2 separate regions of the Mus musculus genome follow, and region 1 is linked to region 2. A link is a contact called in ENCODE POLR2A ChIA-PET data. All regions are on one chromosome and are shown on one strand. The core of a region is the stretch at or near the end of the contact, and the rest is flanking DNA. Distances in the headings are between cores, read along the strand shown. Region 1 holds the start of Rab7 (RAB7, member RAS oncogene family). Region 2 holds the start of Hmces (5-hydroxymethylcytosine (hmC) binding, ES cell specific).

Region 1 (4,244 bases), core at 1,573-4,072, 130 kb before region 2:
CAGCACTGATAAAACAGATGTGGCACAGCCAAGTAGAAGGAAGTAGGAGGAGCCCCAGTTCACACAAAATCAGACATCGAGCTGAGTCATGAGGTTGTGTCAAGATCTTTCCATGGCCAAGAGGTTCATTCAAGGAAACAAGAGGAAAGGGTGATGCCTAGGTCTCTCTCTCTCTCGCTCTCTCTCTCTCTCTCTCTCGCTCTCTCTCTCTCTCACACACACACACATACCTTTAGGACTTCTTTTCACATAGGGTATAAAGGCCATGACTCTGAAGCCACTGTAGTAATGGCTCTACTTCTCTCCCCAAGTTTCTTCTCCTCCCTCACCAGCTCTGCTTTGACCACACTGGCTGCTGTTATTCCCTGGACAAGATGCTTTCTTCTGTACAAAACTTTTGTTCTGTTGTTATGGCTACATGCAGCCCTTCCTGTTCACATCGGCTGCGTGTGTCAGCTCGTCCTGCTCAAATGTTGCCTCCTCAGACATGACTTTCAGGACACCCATGCCTGGTAACATCTATTTCCCATCACTATTCTTTAGCATTTTCCTTGTTTATTGAGGTGGGCTTTCTATATGTAGCCCAGTCTGGCTCTTATCCCCTTGGTGATCCTCTGGTGTCAGTTTCCTGATTGATAGGGTTACAGGCTAGGCTTACCATGTCTGGCTGCATAACATCACGTTATCACCTGCACTGCACTGATTACTTAATGGATTTGCTTACTTTCCTTATACCCATGTCGGGGTGGGTGGGTGGTGTGTGTTTGTGCACATATAAGGAGGTCAATGTCAGTGTCTTCAGTTACTTTCCACAAAACCAATACCTGTGGATGGCGGTAGCACACACCTTTAATCCCAGCACTCAGAGCTACACAGAGAAACCTTGTCTCTTGAAAAACAAAAACAAAAAATATGTAGGTTTTATTTGTTTGTTTGTTGTTTGTTTGTTTTTTTGGTTTTTCCAGACAGAGTTTCTCTATATAACCCTGGCTGTCCTAGAACTCACTTTGTAGACCAGGCTAGCCTCGAACTCAGAAATCCGCCTGCCTCTGCCTCCCGAGTGCTGGGATTAAAGGTGTGCACCACCACACCAAGCTGTTTGTTTGTTTTGAGACAGGGTCTCTCTAAGTACCCCTGGCTGACCTTGAAATCACTTTGTTGACTAGACTGGCTTTGAACTCACAGAGATCTACCAGCCTCTGCCTGCTGAGTACTAGGATTAAAGACATGAGCCACCATACCTATCCACTTTCTATCTAGTTTTATCCACCCCCATACCCCCTTTTTTTTACTTGTATGAGTGATTTGCCTAAATGTGTATATAAAGACAACTTGTGCATGCAGTGCCCGTGGAGGTTAGAATAGGGCATTGGCTGCTCTGTGAGTTACTCTAGGGGAACTAAAGTCAGAAGAGATGAAAAGCAGACACAGTTCCTGTTGGGCCTCATAGTTGTCTCCCACTTTCCTCCTTGGGTCTAGTGTATCACTGCTCTTAGCCACATGCAGCTTTGCTTCCAAACTGCTGGTCTATCTGCCATGTGGAGGCTGATGCTATATCCAACATGAGGTAGAGAGACAGGGCCTGAACCAGCTTCCTGCATCCCTACAACTGTGGAAAGTCTGACTGGACCACCAGATTCATATGGGTCCTACTATCCGGTCAAATTTTAATAGATAACCCAGATAACTAGTTGCTGAAATTTGTACCCAGCAAGTATGTGTTTTTTTTTTCCCCAACAAGAACCAAGAACTGTCACATATACATCTTTGCACCCTACTTTGTCACTTCATATTTCTTGAAGATTTCACTTTGCATATGAATATACATAGACTTCCTTTGTTCATATCTTAGTTTCAAAGTATTCAGTCAAATGGCCAAGTAATAATTAACTAATGATTGAAACTGAGCAAACTCCTGTGTGTGTGTCTATTATATCAAATGGTGAGGATCTTGGCAGAAAGGTCTTGTTTTCCCCTATTCCTTAGGACCTACAAACCTTCTCTATTCCTTATATGCTAGAACATGTACTAGTGTTGTGGGGTATTCACCAGAAAAGACTACTCAGATATGGGTTTAAGCTAAGAAATGGCAGCTGGTTACTGCACTGGGTGTTCAATACCCCAGGACAACCTGAGTCTTTCTCAGGGTGAGCTTTTAAGCACACAAAAAAACATGTTCTGGGTTGACATACTTCAGTTAACAAGAACTGTCAGCCATAAACAGAACTACAGAAGCTAAAAAGCAAGGTTAGTACATTTTGAGACTTCCCCAGAAAGATATGGACTTTGATGGATTAGGCCTTTGTTTTAGTTTTGGTGGGCGTGACACTAAAATCAGCCTCATGTCTCTTCAGTTCAGCAACTCCTTAGCTCTCTTTCCATTTTCCTGAACCATCTGCCCTGCACAGGTAGCTCCTATTTCATCACTGGGTCTCCAACACTGGGGACACTGTAACTGATCATTTCCATCCACATTAGAGATTGTACCCAGTGGACTCAGAAGACCCTAGACTATACCCTGCCTGATACATGGCTGACTGACTAGCGTGTTCCAGAGGGGGACACTCTGGAAAGACCAAGTGACTCTCCCTCCTTTAGCTCTGTTTATAGGAGCGGGGTGGGATGAGGGGGGGGGACACCACTGCATTATCAGTTCTTGGCCCAATATGGTGCGCTCCAGCTTCTGCACAGCCTTCAAAGATGGCAGCCCCCATCTAGAAACGGCCATATTTAAGCCCCAGATGCCAGGCTAGGGCCTGACGCGACCGGAACGTGACGCAAGGTGGAGGTGGGGCTCCTCCCTCCAACCCTGGCGTCGGGCGTCTCGTGACAGACACTTCCGCTCGGGGCGGCGGCGGTGGCGGAAGTGGAAGCAAGGCCGGAGCTTTGACCATAAAGCCCAAGGCGGCGGCGTTGGCGGCGGTGTTTGGGGCCGGGCAGCTCCGAGGAGCCTGCTGGAGCCGGAATCGGACGTCTCTGTTGCGGCCTGCGTTGTGTCTCCTCCTCCGTTGACCCTGCGGTGAGCAGCGGGCCCCGGCCGCCCTTCCCCCGCCGCCGCTTGGGCCTCCGGGCCTGGCGTCCTCGGCGAGCCGAGCGCCGAGCTGGGCCGGGCCAGGCGGGGCGGCGCCCGGCGGGCGGAGGGCGATCGGCGATCGGTGGGTGGCGGGTACGGGATCCTCGGGCTGGGCGCGTCCCCACCGGCAACCTGCTGGGTGGGAAGAGCTACCGGCCGGCCGGCCACCGAGGCAGTGCTGCCAGGCGCGTCACATGCCCCGGCCCGCCGCCGGCACTGGGAGACAGGAGCTTTCAGGGTCCTGCAGGGTAAATCCCGTTTCCGAAGTTCCGGGAAGAAGGACCTCCCGAGTGCCTTTCAAATGGCCTGATGTCCTCCTGGCTCATAATCGTGCCGATGTTGAGAGTAAGGTTGTGAAGATTTGAGATTTCTCGGCTGCTGGGCTGCGTGGCAAGACCGCACAAATTGCCCTGTTCTCCCAACAGCCCCTCCGAAGCACCGAGGCAGTGCCTACTTACAGAGAAAGCGAAGAACAGAGAGGCTAAGGCACTCGACCAAGGTCACACCGCTGATAAATTTCAGAGTGAGAGGTTGAAACATAGGCAGCTAGACTACTTAGCACTTACTGGCCTCTGGCCTCTTGTACTTTAGATGCCCCCAAAGCCTGCCACCTGTTATCTGCCATCAGCACCCCCCTCCACCTCCTGTCTAGTGATGTCATTTGAGAGCCTCTTAGTCCTACCTTAAAGCCATGTTGTATTTGTACTTGTGACTTACAAGGCATATTACAAGGCATATAAGGTAGTGTAGTGTCATCAAACCAGAAGATCTTGAATTCTGGCAAGGTATGTATTGGATTTGAATAGGTTTCTTAGCCAGCTCTTTTCCTTGAGTCAGGTCTGGCATGCCTACTGTGTGCACCTTTCTACAAGAATTTCTACAACAACCTAACCTGTTGACTCTTCACCGTTGAAAATCTTGTGTTTTTGGTTTTCCAAAGAATAAACTCTTGTCTCTTTCTTGTGACTTCAGCAACTGATACCCACATGATTGAGTTAATAAAATCTCTTGTTGGCATATTTCTCTTCGATCTTGGTAATATTGGATCAGAATTGAGTGTAAGAACTGGAAAGTGAATTATAACTACTTCTGAAGCTGGCCAGACTAAAGTTTGGTGTCCTTGGTTGTCAATAGTTTAGTTTGCTACCCGGCCTGGTATACTTACGGGCTG
Region 2 (4,665 bases), core at 2,070-4,569:
GGAAAACACTTGTGATCCCAATACTTGGGAGATGATACAGGTGTGTTGTGAATTCCAAGTTAACCAGATTTACTGTCTGAAGTAGGTCATAGGCCCAAGGAATGATACTATTAGTCATCTTTTCTGATAAATGGATTCAGTGTCAAGCTAAATATTTACACACATACCCAGAGTTCAGTGCTGTTCTCCGCACTGGTCAGAGAAACTCCTGACTGTAGAGGGTGATGATTACTGCAGAGACTCACAGCTGAGCAAAGTACTGGGGAGAATGACTTAAGTGTTCAGCTCTAAGTGGACACCTATATCATCCCTGTAAGGAACAGAAAGTGTTGTGGAAGAGAGAATAAAAAGAAGGTAACCTGTCAGAAAAGGAAAGGGGAAGAAAGTAGAAGGGTGAAGAAGAGAGGGCTGAGAAGTAATGGGTGAGTTAGAGGGATCACAATACACAGATTCATGTATGAAATTGTCATCAATTAAATAAAATGATATACAAGTGGAAGGACTAAGCTGGGCATAGTGCTACACACCTTTAATCCCAGCAATTTGAGAGACAGGTAAATCCTTGCCTTCAAAGACAGTCTGATCTACAAGGAGAGTTCTAGGACAGCCAGGGACACACAGAGAAGCCCTGTCTGGAAACACAAAACAAAACACAACAAAAAAGGTGGAATGACTAGATGTACTGTGAAACTGTCTTCCAGAAATGGCACAGCTGCTGTCCCCAAGGACCCAAAAGCAGCATTGAATACTTGCACAGGACCTACTCAAGAATGGGCCATCAACACTCAGCCTTCCACCGTGGTTAGGAGAGAGCTCATGAAGCCCTAGCCCTCCCTGAGAAGCTATGGGCAGGTAAGATTGTGTGTGTGTGTGGGGGGGGCGGGCTCAAAGGTGCCTTCTTCTGGCCTCCACAGGCACTGTACATGTGTACATGTGGTACACAGACATTCATTCAGCAAAACATCTATGCACATAAAAAAAATATAAAATACTTTTAAATGTCAGTGACGTTTTGGTTGACAGTTCTACTGGTCACCTCTGAGTGTTTTCATCACTGCACAGAGCAACCCCAAACACGAGGGCAATGCATACAAAGTGGCCGAGAACCCGAGATACTGAAAGTATTGCTCAGTATTAGTCATCTTTTCCTCTACAGGTCTGACTCTGGAGTTAGAACAGCTGGTGGCACTGTGGTAGATGGAAAGAAAAAAAAGAGGAAGTACTTTGCAAATCAGTGGTTTCAGATACAAATATTGCTACCTATTCATATATGCTGGCAGTTGAACGGCTGAAATGTTCCTAATTTTATTTTAGAATTTGTAGATTTGAAAAAAAAAATGTATCAAATATTTACCAGATTAAGAAACCCTAGCAATCTAAACAAATCGTATTATAGATGTGCAGTCAAACATTACACGGGCAAACTCAAATGACCCAAAGGAGGGGCTATGTTTGCTAGGGACTCCACCTTCCCATTTCTGCTCCCCAAGATCCATCCACTGAACTAGGGACCCTGGTCTGTTCAGCAGTTAAGGCTACTTGCTGCACTTGCAGAGGACCTGGGTTCAATTGCAAGCACTCACATGGTAGTCTTTGGTAACTTCAGTTCCAGGGGATCTGAAGCTCTGACTTCCAAGGGCACTAGGTACACGCCTGATGCACATCCATACATACAGCAGGTAAAACATTAATACACATAAATAAATTGTTAAATTTTAAAAAAATCAAAAATATTTTATGTGTGCTAAGACTGACCCCAAGGCTATGAGTATATGACATATGTTCTGTATCTCCGAGTAATATCACTAGCCCCAGACACACTGATTTTTTCTTTACATCTATTCGTGTGTATGTGTCTACTCTCTTGCGTGAATGCCACAGACTGGGAGTGGAATCAGAAGGCAGCTTGCAAGAGCTGGTTCTCTCCTAACAGGCAGCAAGTGTTCTCACCCACTGAGCCAGGCTGCAAGCTCTGTAAGCTCCACAAATCAGTTTTTTGAGACACAGTTTTACTATGCAGCCTTGACTAGCCTCCAACTCAGAGATCTGCCTTCCTCCGGCCTCCTAAGTGCTGGGATGAAAGGTGTGTGACACCACACTTGGGTTTTTGCTTTTTTGTTTTTAATATAAGGACAGATGACGCTGATAAATCAGTAATACTTGAAAAATGCGATCTTAAAAAAAAAAAGAGAGAGAGAGAGAGAGAGAGTCAAGCGTGTCAGAGTGTACACACCTGTAATACAGGATTCTGGAGACAGGCAGATTTGCTGAAAATCTGAGGTCAGCTGGGCCTCTATAGGGAGTTCCAGGACCGCCAGGGCTACATTCATAGTTAAGACTCTGTCTCAAAAGAATTCTTAAATGTATTCAGATATGAGGTTCACATAATTTGGGCATACATTCAAACAGTTTAACTGACCCTGAAGAATGCTGACTTATTTCTTGCAGAGACCCAGAGGGATTAGGGCCTTAATGTATCTGTAAAGGCTGCTTTTCGGGTCATTCCGGAGGCTGGGCAGATGGCGGCACATGGGTCACGAGTCAGATGGCCACGGCGATGCTGGCCCAGAAGCTCCGATGGTGCTGACACACTCCTTACCTTCTCAAAGTGCAGTCTGGAGAGCAGCACGGGGCTGCTGGACTGCGGGCTCTTGTTGTAGGAGGGGCAGTACTTGTCGGGGTCCCTCCACTGCGGGAGCCGCCGCCGGCCCTGCCGATCCTGATAGGCGCAGGCCCTGGTGAGAACCTCTCTGGGCAAGTGACAGGACGTTCGCCCGCACATACTTCAGCGCTGCCGCTCAGACCTAGAGAAAGTCACAAAACCCTAAGGTTCTCCTCCCTAGGTCACGCCAATCTCCCCGCGAAGCCACATCTTCCGCGGAGGCTCCGTTAGGTCAGCCAGTCCCGGCCACTGCGGGGCCCACAGTCCCCAAGCAGGCCCTCGGGTGGCGGGCGAGAAAGAAAGCCGCTCCTCCCAGGTTGTTTCCCACGGACGCAGCAGGGAAAGGTGAGAGCGCTCGGCTTTGACGCCAGCGACACTCGCGGGCCGCGGCCACCGCACTACCGCCCCGCGGGGACACGCTCAGGTCCCGGGCGGGGCCTTGTCGGCGCCAAGGCTCCAGCTCGGAACGTGGGCGGTCCTCGCCTGCCCGCCCGCCGGCGTCCCCTCCGCCGGGTCCTCTCTTCCGCCCGCTAGCTTCTCCTCAGCGCGGCCCTCCTCCCGCCCGCCCGTCCGTCCTCATCCCCTCAACGAGGCCCTCCCCACGCGCCCGCGTCCTCTCACCGCCCGAGGGTCTAGTCCACCCTTCCTCGCAGCTAGCGTCCGCCTAAGAGACGCCCGTCCCGCTCCTCGGTAACCCCGCCCCGCCCCCGACGTGACGTCGCGCCGTCGGGGTTCCCTCCCCACAGGTGGGGGTGTGGCTAGGTGAAGCAAGACAAAATGCACTGACCTGAGACAGGCACCCCAGGAGGCCTCAGGGTCCCCCTTCCCAGGCCGGAATCTGAAGCCAGAAAACCTGTGCTGCCCACCCTCAATGTGTAAGGCCATCCGAATTGAGACTCTCTAGCTATTCCCACAAACCCCTAAGGGTCAGGAAGCCCCACCTGGTTTCCTTTTTAACATTTGTGTGTGGGGTGTGTGCAAGCCTTTAAATAAAACTAGAGTAAGCTGTAATCTTCACAAAAGGAGGCTGACACCAATTTCTTTAATGAAGTTTATTTGAATGGAATGGCTTCCAGGCTATGACCAGGCCTGGGAGTAGAAGGGGAGGGTATTAGGCAGGAAGAATACAGTCAGGAAGGGCTAAGCAGGATGTGGCCTTGAAGGTCAGGCTTTCCTTTAAAGCCTGGAGAGGCCTTCATAAAGGGATGGAATGAGGCAGAGAGGCCAGGCAAGAGCAACTGCTCAGTCCCCAGGAGAGGGATGGAAGGTGGGGGACAGAGGGATGTCTTTAGGGAGCAGCCTTCAGGTCACCTACTTGAGAAAACCCCCCAAATGAGAAATCTCTTTATAACCTGTTAGGAAGTTTCACACCACGTTACTTAGTTCACCACTGCATGCCTGACCAAGTACATGGTGGAGCCAGGACCAGTCATGAAATAGGCCATAGCTAAAACAGCTTAACGATGCTCAAGTGTAGCCTGATGTCTTCATGTTATGGGATTCGGCTTAAAGGTGCAGGCCTCTGTTCTAATGTGTACATGTGCATGTGCATACAGTATACAGGTGTGCATGAGGTTAGGCGGCAACTATTGCAAAATGGTCCTCTCCTTCTACCAAGTGGGTAGTCCGTCCTGATAGGTACCTTTACCTGCTGAGCCATCTGAGTAGCCTCACAGGAGGTCCAGTTCTTCAAGTGTTTCCAACAGTTTAAACCACCTGATTTGAGTTTAAAGCCCAAGCCCTGAAGCATCCCCTAGGATTTCTTACTCCAGCCCAAAAGGAATGCAGATACTGTTTTTCCCACTCATAGACCCAGAGCAGATCATGACACCCTCTAAGGACCTTTGGACACCCATCCATCTACAGATGCCTGTAGATGAGTGGCTTACCAGACCTGCTAGCTGTTGTCATTCGGCTAGCCTTTAACCCCACCCTAAGCTTGGCACTGACAGTCCCGAGGGGCTATGCACACGCTCCATTTGGTGAAGGGAGGCCTCAGGGAG

Evidence for each region. ChIA-PET counts read pairs that join two places held with the same protein, here RNA polymerase II (POLR2A).
Region 1: POLR2A ChIA-PET joins it to region 2 with 11 read pairs in embryonic stem cell. The contact joins the promoter of Rab7 here to the promoter of Hmces in region 2. POLR2A ChIA-PET finds 5 or more read pairs at or near these places in 3 of 5 experiments (Patski and embryonic stem cell).

The regions. Positions count from the first base shown.
Region 1 is chr6:88,043,848-88,048,091 of GRCm38, reverse strand. It overlaps Rab7 (RAB7, member RAS oncogene family), which reads left to right and starts at 2,822. Exons shown (of 6, transcript NM_009005.3): 1 at 2,822-3,019.
Region 2 is chr6:87,912,630-87,917,294 of GRCm38, reverse strand. Hmces (5-hydroxymethylcytosine (hmC) binding, ES cell specific) reads right to left here and starts at 3,319. Exons shown (of 7, transcript NM_173737.2): 1 at 3,284-3,319; 2 at 2,600-2,804. The coding sequence starts at 2,782. Copg1 (coatomer protein complex, subunit gamma 1) reads right to left here. Exons shown (of 24, transcript NM_017477.2): 24 at 3,700-4,665.